Regions from separate parts of the Mus musculus genome. Here regions 2 and 3 are each linked to region 1. A link is a loop called in an ENCODE intact Hi-C map of the cell type or tissue named here. Cell type or tissue: heart. All regions are shown on one strand. Each heading gives the region's core, and the rest is flanking DNA. Links, peaks and the distances in the headings are about the cores only.

What was found. Peaks named below come from ENCODE experiments on the same cell type or tissue, not always from the same donor. Only the 100,000 strongest peaks of a DNase experiment are listed, where the experiment ranks them.
Region 2: a loop joins it to region 1, with 4 times the contacts of the local background. A loop is called at or near these places in 16 of 42 quality-filtered maps.
Region 3: a loop joins it to region 1, with 5 times the contacts of the local background. A loop is called at or near these places in 34 of 42 quality-filtered maps.

Annotation. Positions count from the first base shown.
Region 1 is chr6:137,453,219-137,458,879 of GRCm38, reverse strand. It overlaps Ptpro (protein tyrosine phosphatase, receptor type, O), which reads right to left. Exons shown (of 27, transcript NM_011216.3): 25 at 4,160-4,295. Among named protein-coding and RNA genes, the nearest start is that of Gm52924, 180 kb to the right of the region's middle. In heart, for the core only: a CTCF peak has its summit at 3,057 (motif pointing left); DNase peaks (open chromatin) are centred at 1,509 and 3,009; H3K4me3 peaks cover 531 bases; H3K27ac peaks cover 1,782 bases.
Region 2 is chr6:137,661,228-137,666,888 of GRCm38, reverse strand. No RefSeq gene overlaps it. Among named protein-coding and RNA genes, the nearest start is that of Eps8, 15 kb to the right of the region's middle. In heart, for the core only: a CTCF peak has its summit at 3,319 (motif pointing right); a DNase peak (open chromatin) is centred at 1,778.
Region 3 is chr6:137,721,054-137,726,714 of GRCm38, reverse strand. No RefSeq gene overlaps it. Among named protein-coding and RNA genes, the nearest start is that of Strap, 11 kb to the left of the region's middle. In heart, for the core only: a CTCF peak has its summit at 2,611 (motif pointing right); no DNase peak of the experiment used is centred there.

The sequences.
Region 1 (5,661 bases), core at 947-4,946:
AAAACCAAAACCAAGCAGGGCACATCTTCATTGGTGTTGGCAACAGGTGAGTTGTCCACACTCCTGTGAATGATGGCACATTCGAGCTCTTTAAAGCACTGCAACTAGACTCACTGGGCCATGTGCACACAGGGAGACTCACTGGGCCGTGTGCACACTGGGAGACTCACTGGGTTGTGTGCACACAGGAAGAGGGAAAGCTGAAGGAAGACTGATGGGGAAGGAAGGAGTCCAACGGGACTGGGAAAGAGAGTAACGGGGGTAGGTAAATGTGTTCAAAATACATTATATACATGTCTACAGATGCAGGGCGAAGCTCAGTATTCTGTATATTCATCTAATTATTACATATAATTGGCATATGCTAATTAAAAACCCCAAAACTCCAAGCCAAACAAACAAAACCAAAACAACCCAATGAGGGCAGTGACAGGGCCACACAGAAAGGACAAATAAGCACAAGGCTATCTATAGTCACATCCGTGGGACCTGGAGAAAGCCACGCTGCCCACGGTGAGGACAGTCTGTTCAAAGCAGACCCTCAGCTGACCTCCAGAGAGGTGATTGAAGGAAAACCAAGCAAAATGTTTGCTAAGAATAGAGCACCGGAGCTCGGGAGCGGGAGGGGTCTGAGCCATCTGTAGGTGGCAGGCTATGGTTTCCAAGTATCTTTATGGATCCTGTCAGCTTAGGCCCTGCATTCCTTATGGCGACACATGGCACCTGTGAATCCCATTTTAGAGAGGAGAAGTGGAGGCTCTGAAGAGGTGACATGACTTGGGAAGTCCCAGAGCCGAGGCTCTCGCCTCCTCCCAGGCTCTGGCTCTCTGTTTTCATCCTTTCTCCGAAAGGATGGAGAAGCCCTGAAGTGTGGTTGATCGGTTGAGGAAGGGCAGCACCACATGGGCTGCCCATGCAGATCGCAACGATCCCGAGGCGAACCCTGAGGACAAGGCTACTTGAATTAGTCACTTTGGCTATTTCAAGGGATAGCAAGGTATGATGGAGTCCAGGAGGTAGGTATGTGGAGAATTATCAGCCAAAAATGAGGAGAAAGATGCTATTCAGCTCTGGGGTTAAGTAGATAAAGACCAGCTCTCCACTGGAAACTGATTTTGTCCTCTTGATTGTCATGTTTGATTGACAAGTGGTAGAAAAGAAAATCATTTCATTCTTTAGTCCTTACTTATTAACTAAGTAAATTAGCAGGCAGCGGGATTTGAATGTGAGTGGGTTGAAGGACAAACATGAGATAAAAGAACTTGTGTTGGAAAATTCAGGTTGGACCAGGGAGCACACAGAAACAAGGAAAAATAAAGCAAGTGAACAAGACGTTCTAGATACAACCGATAAAGCAGACATAAATAAACAACTGGGAAGGTGTCCATCCAGGACTCCCGAGGGAACTCAAGGGTAAAGCTGGGGAGTTGGGAAAGGGAGGAAGCTGAGAGACCCTTGGATTTCCCAGCAAGTTCCTGGAGGGAATAGTGGCCTTTCAAAAGACTGTTTTCATGGAGAAGTCAGCCAGAAATGTTGCTGTAAAGAAGGAAGCCGGACGATTAAAACTGGGGCCAAAAATATGGGAGAGACAAAGCAGAGCCCTGACCGTGCAGGAAGCCCCAGGGGCTGGTCTGCTCTCTGAGATTATCACTCTGAAGACAAACATCGAGGCTGCGGGGGAGCCAGAGGAGCCTTGTGCACAAAGTTTTCAGAAACGGACAAGGATTCTGTGGTTGTGAAAAATCAAAGGTAGCACCAGCCTACAGTCAACATCTTCAAAATTGTAAAGAGGTATCGATTAAGGGGACAAGTTGCATAATTCATCAAACAAGATGCTTAGAACAAGACGTGCTTTGAAGTGTGGGGATTTACACACACCACAAAACAGGTTCTCAGCCTTCCTCACGCTGGGACCCTTTAATACAATCCCTCATGTTGTGATGACTCCCAACCGTAAAATTATCTTTGTTGCTACTTCATAACTATAAGTTTGCTACTGTTATGAATTGTAATGCAAACATTGTGTTTTCTGATGGTCTTCGGCGAACCCTGCGAAAGGGTAGTTCAACAGCCAAAGGCGTAATGGACCCACAGGTTATGAACTGTTATCATGTAAGAATATGTTTTTTAAAGCGTCTATTACATATAAATGTAACGGAGATAGTTTTATTGCATATCAGAATATGTGTTTATGGAAGTAAACAACCAAAACTTCAGGCTGAAATCCAGCCCTCATTCCCTCCCATGACATCTCTCCCTTATCCCCACCAGCACCTCCCCCTTCCGACGTCACATGCTCTGTTTTGTTTTTGTTTGTTTTTGTTTGTTTTCCAGACCCACTGAGGATACTTAATGTTGTCTGTATGTGCATAGATGTGGAATATCTACAGGATTGTGGGTAGTTCCCTAAGCCTTGCATCCCTTTTCTAACTACCTGCTTCTCCCAAAAGGTCAACAGTTGTCCATAGCACCCTAATGCCCACCTCCCTGTATCCGTGCTGGGATTTTGTCCAGCTTGATCTCACTCAGGGTTTGAGCATGCTGTCACTACTGCTATAAGTTCTTATCTCAAGTGCTCTGCTGCGGGAAGAAAACAGTGCTGGCTTAGTGTGATCTGCTGCGCCTGCCTCTTGTGATCTTTCTGTCCCCTCTTTCGGGATGCTCCCCGAGCCTCTAGGGGAAAGGGTGTGGCTATATAACTCCCGTTTATGGCAGGTCACTCTGTAGTCTCTTATTTTCTGTAGTCTTACCAGTTGTGTGTCTCCATGCGAGTTGCCATCTATTGCAAAAAGAAGCTTCTCCTAATGGGAAAACATCCTGCCTGGGTATGCGTCCTAACTGTCATTCAGACGTTTGCTAATGAGTCACTACCTCCAAACTACCGTGCCCTGGGAGCAGCTTGGCAATGAATATGTTTGAATGGTTCTGCCAAGCCTTGCTAAGATGCAGCTGTGGTGATGGGAGTGAGCTGGGGGTAGGAAACCAAAGAGTAAGAAGTCGGTGTTGGAGAGACTCTGCCATTACCCTCCAGGCTATTTGAGTTATACTGACATCTAGTGGTTCTTGAACGAAGCTGCAGGAGGAAGAACAACACGTTAAAGCAGAGAGAAGTCAGGCCTGGCGTTGTTCTAGTCCAGAAGATTCCGCCCCCCACATTCTTCTCCAGGAAAAGCTCTATTGTGCCCTTGAGGCCAGGGAGTACCTAATAGCCCAGTGGTCTGGATTATAGAAAAGCCAGTGTACTCGGGTTTTGGCAGTCACACCGGTGTACTCTGGCTGTTGCTGCGGGGCAGCACAAGGCTGCCTGGAGCTGTCCTTCCAGGCTGAGCACATTCTAAAGCCTCACGGGAAAGAAGGACTTGGGAGACGAGGAGGCAAAGGGGACACTGGTTAATAAGACTGGGGGAATTCTGGGATACACCGCCTGTTCATTTAAGGCATTGGTTCTCAACCTTCCCAATGCTGTGACCCTGTAATACATTCCTCATGTTGTGGTGACCCCCAATCATAATAATTAGTTCATTGCTACTTCATAACTGTAATTTTGCTGCTGTTATGACATGTAATAGAAATATCTGATGTGCCTGACATCTAATCTATAACCCCCAGATGGGCTGCAACCTAGAGATTGAGAACCAGTGATTTAAGTAATAGGGCAGGGGAGGTGGATTGGGGGCTGGCAATCCTGAAAGCCTAGAGAGAGATCACAAATCCAACAACCAAGGGTTATTATCAGAAGTGAGTGAAGACAGAGTCACATGGAGGAACAAGCCCAGTGACAAACTTACTGACCAGTCTGTCATCTCAAGTAGAAATCAAACCACATCTGTCCTACAGTCTTCCTTACCCAGGCTGACTGCTACCTTCAGCGAGCGCCATACTGCTCAAAAGGGGTTGATTCTATTTCAGACACGCCCACGTGCTCCATATTCCTAGAAGGCAGATGAAGCCAGGCAAGTAGTGTGACTATTTACACCACGGCCTTTTGAGAGCTTGCTACCTATTCATTTGGAATGGGGTAGTTTCAAATATGCACAGCAAGAAACTGGGAAAGACAGGTGTAAAGACACTGAGACAGCCCGATTAAAACCAAACGTTGGGTAATAGGATGCTTTCCATCAAGAGCAAACTTAAGCGCACACGTCGATGCTGTTCCTACCTCTGTCTGTACCATTGACATTCGGTATGAGCGCATCTCTGATACCAGCCCTAAGATGTCCACAAATTCATGATCTCGAATGTGTTGCAGGAGCCTGTCCAGGGCAATGAAGGTTCCTGTCCGTCCCACACCCGCACTGCAAAAGAAGGTTCAGATAACACGTAAGTCTCACAGGGCTTCTGCACTGCTGGAAACCAACTGGAGATCTCTAAAGCAGACAGACAGCAATGAAAGGGGGAACCTGTTCTCCCACAGTGCCTTGCACTTAGCTGGGTCCTGAGGATGCTGAGGTGGCTGGTGCTGCTTAGAGGCCACATTTTTTACCATCACATCATTCGCTATAGAGGTAAGGCTTTGCACCATTTCTGCCCTGAGCTCTCTGTTTTTGGAGGAAAGTGAAGACGGTACACTGAGCAGCCCAAGGAGGAGATGGTTCACGCTCCCCTTTAGGCAAGGATGCATATTAACAGCCTTCTGTCTCAGGGGTAGACAGACAGACAGACAGACAGACAGACAGACAGACAGACAGACACACACACACACACACACACGTCATTCCTGGAACCCAGCTCAACCCAGCTCCAAGGTTTAGTTGACAACCCCACTGCCTAACTCCAACTCTGGAGCCTTGAACATTTATTTGCACACAGTCACCTCACCCTCTCAGACAGCCATGGAGAGGCTCTACTCCTCTAGTAGAACCACGTGTCTCTACTGACCCAGCCATGAATGTGCACGAATCTCCCAGCGATCTTTTAAATGACTACCTTGAGGGCGAACTCTTCTTATCCAGTGCCTGAGCCCCAGAGTTAAGGGTGTGGACAGATATGGACTGGTATTGCCAACTCCCTAAAGTTTCCTGTTCTCCGTGTTAAAGTCAGTTCTGCCCTTCTGCCAATCATCCGCAGAGCCAAAGGGCTTCGAACTTTAAATTACACTGACATTTTGGATAAAGAGACAGTTGAGCCAATTTAGATGTGGAATTTGCTAGAAGAAGAAGAAGAAGAAGAAAAAAAAAATCCCAAACTAAAAGCCTTTGAGTTCAGAACCCAATTTGCTTTTTCTATTAGATAACTCTTCTCTCCTGGGGCTTCTCAGATAAAATGGTCTGCCACCAAGTGGGCCCTTGTAAAGTCACATCCCGCAGGGCCCCTGCTGCCAGCTGAGAAAGGACTGTGTGAGCTTGACCCCACAGGTGCAAGCAGCTTTATTTTCAGAGGGCTGTTTTGAGAATAATCTCATTTCCAACAACATGCTTTGAAACCGCAGGAGTCTCATGTGGGCGGATGAGGAGGACCCGCTCTGCTCCTTCAACAGCAACTTAGCAGCTCACAAGCATGGCTGGTCCTCAGTGTGCGCACACACAGGGTACACACATGCAGTGTGAACACATACGTGTGCACACAACACACCTGTACATTCACACACATTATGTGTACACACATACATACATGCACGTATATAATGCACACATATTTATATTGCTCACCAGAACACACACA
Region 2 (5,661 bases), core at 971-4,970, 210 kb before region 1:
TGAAGGTCAATTCTCTGTCTTGAGGTTCCCTTAGAACCAACCACAACAGAGGAAATCAGTGAAGGGTCTCAGTGGCCTCCTTTATATTTCAAAATAGTCATTAACCTGGCTTTAGATAAATAATTCACAACCTCACACTTGTGCAAATTTGTCTAAATTATTCCTGTTCCTCTCTAAGACTCTTTTCTCAGAGCCAGTGAAGATAATACTACCCATTGCTCAGAGTTCTTGGAATTATATAAAATAAGCCTGCCTTTAGTTTATGTAATTATACATATTATTTCCTGCCAGTTCTTTGGACACAGTAACCTCCAATCCAGGCCACTGCTATTCAAGAAATGATAGTTGAAAGCCCTGTGGCAGTGGCACCCAGTAGTCAACAGGTGTAACCCGTGTTCTAGGAGATGAGCGAGAACAAATGTGCTTATTAAAAATGAATGTTCAACTTTAGCTCAGTCAGAGTCAGCTTCTTGGTGTTTCGAAACTTACATGAGATTGAGAAATAAACAACAATGGGATGATATTTACTAGAGAAATATGTTGAATTTTAATGTATAATAAACTTTGTTTTGTTCTATTGGGACTTTGAAAAATCTTTATTTGTTTATATATTTTATGTATATGGGTTTTACACCTGCATGTACATTTGCATACCAGAAGAGGGCATTAGACCTCATGGACATCAGATCTTGTACTGGTTGTTAACCACCAAAGGAGGGCTGGGAATTGAACTCAGAATCTCTGGAAGAGCAGCCAGTGCCCTTAACCACTGAGCCATCTCTCCTGACCCAAGGGACTTTCGTTTTTTGAATAGTCATTTTCTTTGATTAAAACGGACCTGTGGCTGTGACCCGCTTACAGACACTGAAAAAGAGACAAGGAGCCTGGGGAACAGCAGAGTGCTAGAGGCTTATCTGATAGATGTAAGGACCCAGGCTTGACGCTCATCACCAGATAACACAAATAACACAAATGAAACAAAAATACAGAGGTTTTATATGTAAACTTGTTAGAACAATACTCAGAAAAATATTCAGGCAGAGGCATGCAGAAGGAAGAAAAAAACATACTGATCAGGGAGTACTTTCTAAAGTGCAGAACCAAACAAATAACAGGAAAACGGGAAGAGAAACCAGGATGCCTGTGTGTATACATCTTCTAGACACAAAAAATCTTCCATAGGGTACAGCAACTCAAGGCCTTGCCTAAAATGTCTAGTTTTCATGATAAACGTAACTGTTTTTATTTTTATCATAGGCCTAAGTGGTTTTGTAGCAAGTCAACTCTTTTAGAACAGCACAGATCAGAAAGGATGTAGCTGTTTAGAACTTTCAAAACATCTGGAAAACTACTCAAGCAAATAGAATCATGTCCATTAACAAAACAGATGTTTTCTACTGTGACGGGAAAACAGGACTTATTTATTTTTTCGTTTTTAAATATGTGTTTCATATGGTCCAACTCCACCTTAGAATGCGTTCTACCTCTTTAAGGGTCTGGGGACCACAGTGTTCTTAGGGGCTATGCAAATGTCAATGTGCTCATGGCCACTTAGGTGTTTGAATGCCAATGTTTTCTAATAATATATATCTTTTGAACTTAGCACCAGAAAAACACGTTTAAAAGTCTAGGGTGACTTTGCAAACTCTCAGCCAAAATGTTAGAGTCTGGATTAAAATCATTTGGTGCTTTGGCAAGACTCTTGGAGTCCTGAGTGAGAAGCCAGTAATCAGAACACAGCAGAATAGCCCGAGAGCCACTGGGGCTCATTTTGCACAGGAAAAAAAAAGGAAGTTTATTTCCACTGACCACTTGGAAAGAGTCTCAAAGGTCCTAGGAAACAAGTGTTGTCAAAAACCCAGAGAGAATTGTGTCCCAGCAACCCAGCAAATGAATCCATTCGAAGCTCATTGAGGGGACATTTCCCTTTTACAAATGAATGTCCCACAAACTTAACTATTAGGCTACATGAATCACATATTCTAGGTTATTTCTTCTGTTCTTTTTCAAACGAGGTAAACTTGTTAAAAGGCAATCTCATTGTATTGTTCAGGCTAGCCCCAAACTCCTGGAATCATAGGAAGGCACTTCAGCCTTTCAAAGTAGCATGCAATGGCACACCTGGCTAAAAACATATGGACACCAACAAACAAAAGCATTTGTATTAGTTGTCTGTCAAGTGTTTAAAGCTAGAATATTCCATGGCCAGCTATGCTGAGACACACCTACCATCCCAGTGTTCTGAAGGCAAAGGCAGACACAGCAGGTGTTCAAGGGCAGTCTCTGGCTAAGAGCAATTTTGAAATAAGTGGGGCAACATGGAGACCCTGTCTCAAAAAAAAAAAAAAGGAAAGTCTACATTCAATAGAACATTTTTTATAGTTTAGAAATTAGTGAGGGTTTTTTTGTTTTTTCATTCTTTTAACCAAGAAAACCAGAAATGCAGAACGGCTTTTCTACTGCAACGGGTACAGTAAAAATAATTTGTCCAATAGTGAAATGGAAGACCACTTAGCTTGATAATGGATCGGACTGGTGTGAGCCCATAGGGTGGTCAATATTTTAAAACACTGTCCATGTAGAGAGAAGTCCTTAGCCTATCTCGCATCATTGCAGAGCACACCAAGTCCATAGTTTCAAAAGATCATCCTGAAGGATGCTGATCACCGTCTGAGTGGGAGATAGTAGGACTTCTATTTCTAGTGAAGTGTTATCTGCTGGCAGAACAAGTATCTTGTCTCTTCATAATGGGCACTGCTCTGATGAAGAACACAGCACGATGGAAGCCCTGTGTGCTCAGCCCACCTCAGCCTGGAGATTATTCCTGCCGGAATACCTGTTCCTAGGAATGCTGGAGTGTGGACCCAGACATGATGCGTGTGGGGGTGGACAGAGGTGACTGTTGACAGACACAACTTATTTCCTACTTCTTGGCATAATAACTCAATTTATGATAGCATGGCCGTTTCTGCTTATTCTTATTCTTGTTTGGAGCTAGCTCATCAGCAATTTTAGAAAGAATGCAGGTGTTTTAATTATCACCCCACTGTAGGGAGTTGTGAGCAAGAAAGATACCACAGTTTAGAGAAGAAAATAAAGAGCTTTCTATGAAGATTATTTGCATTTGTCTAGGAGATAATTCTGTGCATCTTTGCTCTGAGCACTGCCCAGAATAGAAATGAATACGCAGCAAAGACTGGCTAAGTCCAGAGCTTTCTAATTCCTTCTGAGACACAGCTCCCAAGCATAACTTTATCTTGTTTGAAGTGGTATGAATTTCCCAAATTGGACATCTAACAATTTTTTTTTTTTAAAGATTTATTTATTATATGTAAGTACACTGAAGCTGTCTTCAGACACTCCAGAAGAGGGCGCCAGATCTCGTTACGGATGGTTGTGAGCCACCATGTGGTTGCTGGGATTTGAACTCCTGACCTTCGGAAGAGCAGTCGGGTGCTCTTACCCACTGAGCCATCTCACCAGCCCAACAATTTTTATTAAATATAAAAATGCTCCCCAAAGTAAGAAAAAATGAGTTCCATATATTTATTTAAATCATACTAATTATTGTTTATATGGTTTATGTGTTTGTATCTGTGTGTATTTGTGTGTATGTGTGTGTGCACCAGAGAGAGAGTGTGTGTGAGAGTGTCTGTGGGTGTGTGTGGACACGCCCTTTTACCTGGGTTCCAGTGGATGGGACTCAGGTCATCAGACTTGCATGGAAAGCCATTTCCCTCACTGATCCATCTCACTTGCCCGATGTCTGTATCTTTTGTAGCTGATCTCATCATGATTACACTAGGGATGAGTCAAACACTGTTGTTGTGGGTATAGGGGGTAGAAATGGGCAAAGGGCTGAGGGAAGGGCATGTGTGTGACTTGGGGACAGACTCTGGGAGCCAGCTGCGTGATAAGCCGGCACAGGGGAAGCAGGAGGCCCGCTGTAACACCCGACACTGAGATGTTCCTGCCACAGATGCTCACAGGAGGATGGAGACATGGGGAAGACTTCGGGCAGCAGAAGAGCCGAGGCATTTCAGGGCACAGGGTAGAGAGAGCAGGGCAGCAAGGAATACCCGCTACTACCTTGACTTAGTACTTGACTTACTCTCCTCAGTGTGTCCTTATGGCTCTGTCTTTTGTTTCTTGCACTCAATCCTTCCCCTCTGTAGGAGATGAGCAGAATGCAAAGGAGGAAAGATAACGAGAGGGATGTGACCGATGCCATCCTCACTCTTTTCCAAAAATCTTGGGAACGCAGAAGGGTGCCGTTAGGCCGTATTCCCAAGACTACAAACACCTCATGTTCCTGCTCAGAACTGAAAATGCCACGGAAGGCTGGAGATGTAGCTCACTGGTATGGTGCTTGCTTAGCATCTAAGAAGCCCTGGGTTCATTCCCCAGTCCCATTGAAACAAACAAACAAACAAACAAACAAACAAACAATAAGTGCCCCAGCCCGGATGGGATCCACCGAAAGCTTGTGGATTGTAAGAAATTTAGAGCCCTTGGGTTTCTATTTAAATGTCTTTTTAAGAGTGTGTGGTTTTGGTTTTTTCAAGTTGAATCGTCCCCTTGGCTCCGTGAAGCATTTCAGAGTTGTGGAATAGTAACCACGATGCTGAAGGAGGCTGTGTGTCTCCAGCCGGCCCCCTCATTTTCCCTCAGCACTTGTTGAGTGGGATGTAAATAGAATTCACTCATCCCGCGTGCTTCACACTTGCTCCCCGAAAACACAAAACAGCTTCTGCCGCTCCTGGTGGCTTAGTTACTAGACCATCCTTTGCCACATCTGCCTCTCCGCCTCTTCCCCGTTGTCTACAGAGTGGCTCTTCCATTGCATTTAGTGATCGCAAAAGCACCATCTTCCTTTGGAAGTTGGGGGACTGGGTTCCAATCTAGACACTCTCTCTGATGGAGAGTTCCCCCCTCTGTGCCTCATCGGGATAGCAAGGGCTAGAGACAAGACTGGGTGGGCAGAATGTTAGGGTGGCAATCTGCAGTGCTCCATGAACCAGGCACAGAAGTGTGTGCCTGTAACCACAGCAGTGGGGTGATGGAGGCAGGGGGATCAAAAGCTCAAAGTCACCCTCAGTGAAACAGTGAAGTTCATTCGGAGCTGTTTAAAACAGACACCACACCCCCACCCGCACATGCATGCGCGCATGCGCGCGCACGCACATACAGAAACTCCGGAGAAACACACAGAAGCGACACACACATCCGTACACACAGCAAATAAATATACATTTTTTTTTAATGTAAAGACACTCTGTGCTCTTAAGGTGTATTCTCTTAGCATCTCTGCAGAATTACTCTCACTCAGCTCCACAGTTCCTTCTAGCTTTTTTCTTCCCATTTTTTTTTTTAATAATGAGAATTCGAGTCTCTTCTCTGCGTGAGAACACTGTGTCTGCACGCAGCAACCCAGCGTGGTGTGTTCTCAGGTGTGTGTCCTCGTGAGCTCACACTTGTTGCTTTTATCAGCATCTTAGCTGCCTGGCCCTATTCGGTGCAGCCCCTCTCTCGTCCTCGGCCTCTGGACTTTCTCACTCTCGACGCTTTGCCTGATTTAATAGCTCATCGTGAGGGTGCATGCGTATGTCTCAGCCTGTCTGCTGTAAGCGGTGAGTTCTTCCCACTTGTTAGGAAGCTATT
Region 3 (5,661 bases), core at 971-4,970, 270 kb before region 1:
GGCAGAGTAATGTAGGATAGTAAGCAATAAGCACTCTTCTTTTGTGGTCCCTTCCTTGGCTTCTCTGGAGGGTTGATTATAACTGGTTCCTCCCTAAATTGACATTGGCTAGTGTTTTATCAAAGCAACAAAAAAGCAAACCAGGACACAGGCTCTTTACACTAATTGGCAATTATTATCTAGCTGTGGGGCAAAAGCAGCCCCTTAACTTGCCCTCTTGGCCACTTGGTTTTTTCTAGAGATGGAACAGTACTCCTTAGAGACCTTCTCAGCCAAAACAGTACTGAAAGAACCCTTGCCTTCACCTGTGGACCCCTAGGTCAGATCAGGAGGCATTTGAGAGGAGACAATTCCATTACAGACCCGAGTAATGTGGGTATTAGTGCTACCAAGCACAGAGAAGTTGAGTGGAGGAAATGCTAACGTTAGATAGTAAGTCTGTGCCTGTCCCCAACAAAGAGAAAAGCATTAAAAATTGGGAGCCATCCTGTAGCCCAGAGTTTCTTGGGAGCAGTTACTGCCTTCTTTGTGAAGGATGTTATGAGGGCTGTTTCTGCATGTGTTGGGCGGGGTGGGAGTTGTGTGGCATTGTGGGGAAGGAATGGAGATGGAAACTGGATTTGACTGCTATACAAAGAGACAGGACTGGCTGCTAACAGGCCAGGAAACTGTGGCCTGAGAGATTTGGGGTAGAACACAAGTAAATGGGAAGCCAGTCAGAAGCAAATCCAAAAGGCCAACTCACCGGTCTGTACTTCCTTCTGCAGGACCAACAGAACAACCAGATGAGGGAAAAATGAGACTGGCAGGGATGTGGTGATGGCTCAGACAGTCATGTGATTGCCTACAAGCGAGAGGATCTGAGTTTGATTGCCAGGGCCCACCTTAAAAATCTGGGTGCCCTGAGTTAGGATAAGAATCCCAGTACCTGGAAGGGAAGACAATCCGTGCCCCAGGATTTGTCAGCCTAGACTAATGGATGAGTTCCATAAAACCAAGGTGGCTGGCGCCTGAAGAACAACATTCAAGGTTGATGTTTAGTGGGCTCATGCACATGCACGCACACGGGCACGGTTTGCAGTCCTACCCACTCCTTAACACAGTGGAAAGGTGAAGTCCGGTGGTTTACGTACAATTACACCTATTGCAGGTATTTATAAAGGGGCAAAGAAAAATTATGCACAGCCTCTTTGCACCACTGACATAGATCTAAAGGGAAAGTGATTAATACACACTGCTGCCTCCCACACATCCAGCTCTCCAGGGTACCTGGCTCGCCCAGCTGCCTCTCTGAACATACTGTGATCCTGTATCCAGGCACCACTAGAGAGCAATCCTCGGTTTTATATATATATCCAATACATATATCCAATATATATATCCAATATATATATATCCAATTCATTGCCAACCTGTGTCAGTCCTAGTCATTAAGTAGCTACAACACACCTTTACTAACTCATACCATTTCCTATGTGATAAATGCTACATCCTTCTCGATGGTATTTCTGCCTCTAGTTTCCTCTCTCTGTAGTCTGGGGATGTTCCCATCAAGAGGCACAACTGCAGTGTGTGAGAAACTCATAAAAACAACCCAGTCCCTAGATCTTGACTTAATTGGCTTGTACTGGTAACTGGTAAATAGCCTCAGCAAAGGACCACCCTGAGTAGCTGTCTGGCCTAGAACTCACTGTCTAGAGCAGGCTGCCCTCAGGGTTAGAACACTCCTACATCTGCCTCCCAAGTGTTAGAATTCAGGGCATATGCCAACACACCCAGAAAGAGCAAGGTTAAAACTCACTGGAGGCTGTTCAGACGTGTCAAGATAGTCAACAGCTATTGTTTCTATCTGCACTCTAGTGTGGAATTATTGCATTATCATTCTGTGGCTTGTGACTACTGTTGGGCCAGTCTAGTACCCCAGTTCCCAATGGTTGTGTGAGTGATGTCACTGGCTGGCACTCTGTAACTCCTTCTGCTTTCCTGGTTCGCTTTAGAGCGAGAAAGAGTGTCACTCTGTAGCCCTGGCTCGGGACTTCACTCTGTATTCTGGATTGGCATCGGAACTCACGGCAATCCTTCTGCCTTGGCCTCCCAGGTGGGGATTGTTCTCCCAGCCACTCTCCTGGTCTATAAAGTTCTAAACCCATTTGCCAGTGGCATTTAGCTACTTTTAATTTCCTAAATAAATGACTATTCCATTTACTCCCACATAAGTACATTTTATGACCCAGGTTAAATAAGCTCATTCAAACTTTAGTGTACTTTAATTATATTTTTAAAACATATAATGTGGCATTAAAACTTTAAAGTACTACTTAAAGTCAAATATTTTATGATGTCGATTACATGAAAATGTGAATTGATATGAAAAAGGCCTAGTGAATTCATTACAATGCTCTCTGAGAGTCGTTAAGTGAGAGGGTTATACATTTTGTTCGTATTTTTCTATGTTTTAGACATACATTACACCTTTAAACAGGAAAAATATAAACTATTTAAATATTTTTAATACACCATGCATTACTACATCTAAATGTACTTGACTCTTGGATTCTTTGATTAGTTAATGGCCCGGTGAGAAATACATGAGCAAAAGTGAATTTTCCCTGTAGCCACTAGATGGCGATCATTCAACATCTATTACACAAATTGCTAAGGCCAACCTTGCAGACTGTTTGACACAAGTATTTTCATCTTTCAACTAACAAATTATAATGTCTTGCTTACATTTAGAAAATTTTAAATGCTCAATAAAATGTCGTTGGAATGATTAGTCCTCAAATGGACCTTTCACAAACACTTCTTGTTTATTGATACCAACTACTTTTACCCAATTTGGCACAGATGCCACTTAGAAAAGTGGCAGAAATCCCTTTCATCCTGGAATTCTCCTTTGTTTATACTCCTGACCTAGGCTTTCAGGTGATAACTACAACATGATTACTTAATTTAAGTAGAGAAACTCAAGGTTTAGGTCCCTGCTCCCCTCTATGAATGCTTTTTCATATTGGCAGAAACCTAAAGGGTCAAGTACGGGTCAAGTGGAGTCAAACTTCCAAATATCAGAAGACGGTAGGGAGAAAGGCTGTGGGGAGCCGCACTCACATTTGCCATTACAAGATGGCGCTGACAGCTGTGTTCTAAGTAGTAAATAATCTGCACATGTGCAGGGGCAGTTTTCCCGCCATGTGCTCTGCCTTTCTCGTGATGACAACTGGGCCGATTGGCTGCAGCCAATCAGGGAGTAACACGTCCTAGGCGGAGGATAATTCTCCTTAAAAGGGACGGGGTTCTGGCACTCCCTCTTCTTCATCTCTTCGCCTCTTCGTCTCTTTGTCTCTTTCTCTTTGTCTCTTCGTCTCTTTGCCTCTTCGTCTCTTTGTCTCTTTCTCTTCGTCTTTTCCTCTGCTCTCTCTGCGTCTCTCTGCGTCTCTCTGCGTCTCTCTCTCTCTCTCTCTCTCCCTCTCTGCCTCTCTCTGCCACGCTCTTCCTCTCTTGCTCCTGAAGATGTAAGCAATAAAGCTTTTGCCGCAGAAGATTCCGGTTTGTTGCGTCTTTCCTGGCCGGTTGCGAACGCGAGTAAGAAAAGGCAAGCACTTGAGGAATGTCATGGCACACATCTGTGTCATAGTGATTCTGAGCTGTGTCTGAAATAATGTATACGTGGATATTACCAATGAATAGTCCTAAGATTTCACAGAATAATCAATTGGAAATACAGTTTAATTTTTAATTTTTTAATCATGCATATGTGTGGCTGTGTTAATGTATGCATGAATATGGGTGCCTATAAGGCCAAAAGAGGGTATCATATCCCCTAGAGCTGGAGTTCCCGGCTGCTGGGAGACATCTGACACGGGGTGCTGGGTACAGAACTCAGGCTCTCTGGAAAAACGCTGAGTGTGCTTAGAACTGAGCCATCTCTTCAACTCTGACAAGGATGTTTAGAAATCTGCATTGCCGATTGCATAATGGCCCACGCCTTTAATCCCAGCTCATGGGATGCAGAGGCAGATGAGTCGGTCAGCCTGGTCTACACACTGAGTTCCAGGACAACCGGGGCTACACAGAGAAAACCTGTCTTGAAAAAAATAAAATAAAATCTGTATCCCCATTTTCCACCATTTTTGCATCTAGCGTAATGCTAAGTATCAACGAAGTCTCCAGTGGTTTCTAGAGCTGTTTTTCTCCTTTCCTTAGTCTGATCGCTTATCAATGGCACTCCTTCTCCTTGTTAGATTCACTTTGGTTGAACAATGTCCCGAGCACTGCATCCACTTCCTGGTAAACAAGACTTCGATGAATCAGAGCTGGGAGATGCAGAGCTGGTTTTCTGCCACGTCAACTGGCCTTCTGCTTTAAAAGAGTGAGAGGCGTTACTAACGTCTAGATTGTAGAACTGGATATACATTCCAAGGGTTGTCACTGCTGACCAAATAAGAACACATAAGCACAGAGTGATTTTGTTAAAAAAAAAAACATATTTATTTGTATTTTATGTGTACGAGTGTTTTGCCTGCATGTATGTCTGGGCGCCATGATATAGGTGCTATGCCACTGGAGCCAGAAGAGGGCATCAGATCCCCTGGAACCGGAGTTACAGACACTTGTGAACCCTTGTGTGGGTGCTGGGAACCAAACCCAGCTCCTCCTCAAGAGCAAGTGTTCAAATGTTCTCAACGACTGAGCCAGCTCTTCAGCCCCTAGTAATTTTAAAATAACTTTTCTGGCATATATATATGTATGTATATATGTATGCCAGAAAAGTTATTTTATATATATTCAATTATTACCCCTAAAAGCCCAAAGAAAAGCTGAAATCACTCATAATTTCCCACCTCTGATAACGTTTCTTAGAAATGGCTATAAAACTAGTTTTAAGTGGTTTTGTTTCCCCTTTATGTTTTTTTTGTTTGTTTGTTTGTTTTGTCCAAAGTCTCTCAGGCTCTACTGCTGGGTTAAGCACCCAACTCCAGTTGTGGTAAACGCATGTAACCTCTCTCCAATCCCACACTTCTCCTGAGGGCGATTGTATTGTTTAGATTTATATTGTCATTGTGAATGATTTTTTTGCTTTTTTGGTTTTTTTGAGACAGGGTTCCTCTGTCCTGGCTGTCCTGGACTTGCTTTGTAGAGCAGGCTGGCCTTGAACTCACAGAGATCCACCTGCCTCTGCCTCCCAAGTGCTGGAACTAAAGTTGTGTGCCACCACATCCAACATATTGTGAATGGTTTAAAAGTAAGGGAAAAAAGGAGGGGGTGATCTTAAACTAAATTTCAACCTGCATTTAAGAACTGCTTCTGTCTAAATCAAAGTTTATTTTCTAAGTGGGGCTGTGGTGGTGCCTGCCATACATCACAGCACTGGAAAGGCAGAGACAAGAGGATCTCTGTGAGTTCGAGGCCAGCCTGGTCTATAGAGCAAGTTCCTAGACAGTCAAGGCCACACAGAGAAACCCTGTCTCGTAAAACAAAGAACAAACAAAAAAATTTATTTTCTTTTGTTGTGTTCAGAGTTCATGTTTAAGTGTTTTATTAGTATCTATTAATTATATGCATAATAACGTGTTCCCTTAAGACAATTTCATACATGAACAGACTGTGTTTCATACATTTGCATACCATGTTTCATACATGTGCATACCATGTTTCATATAT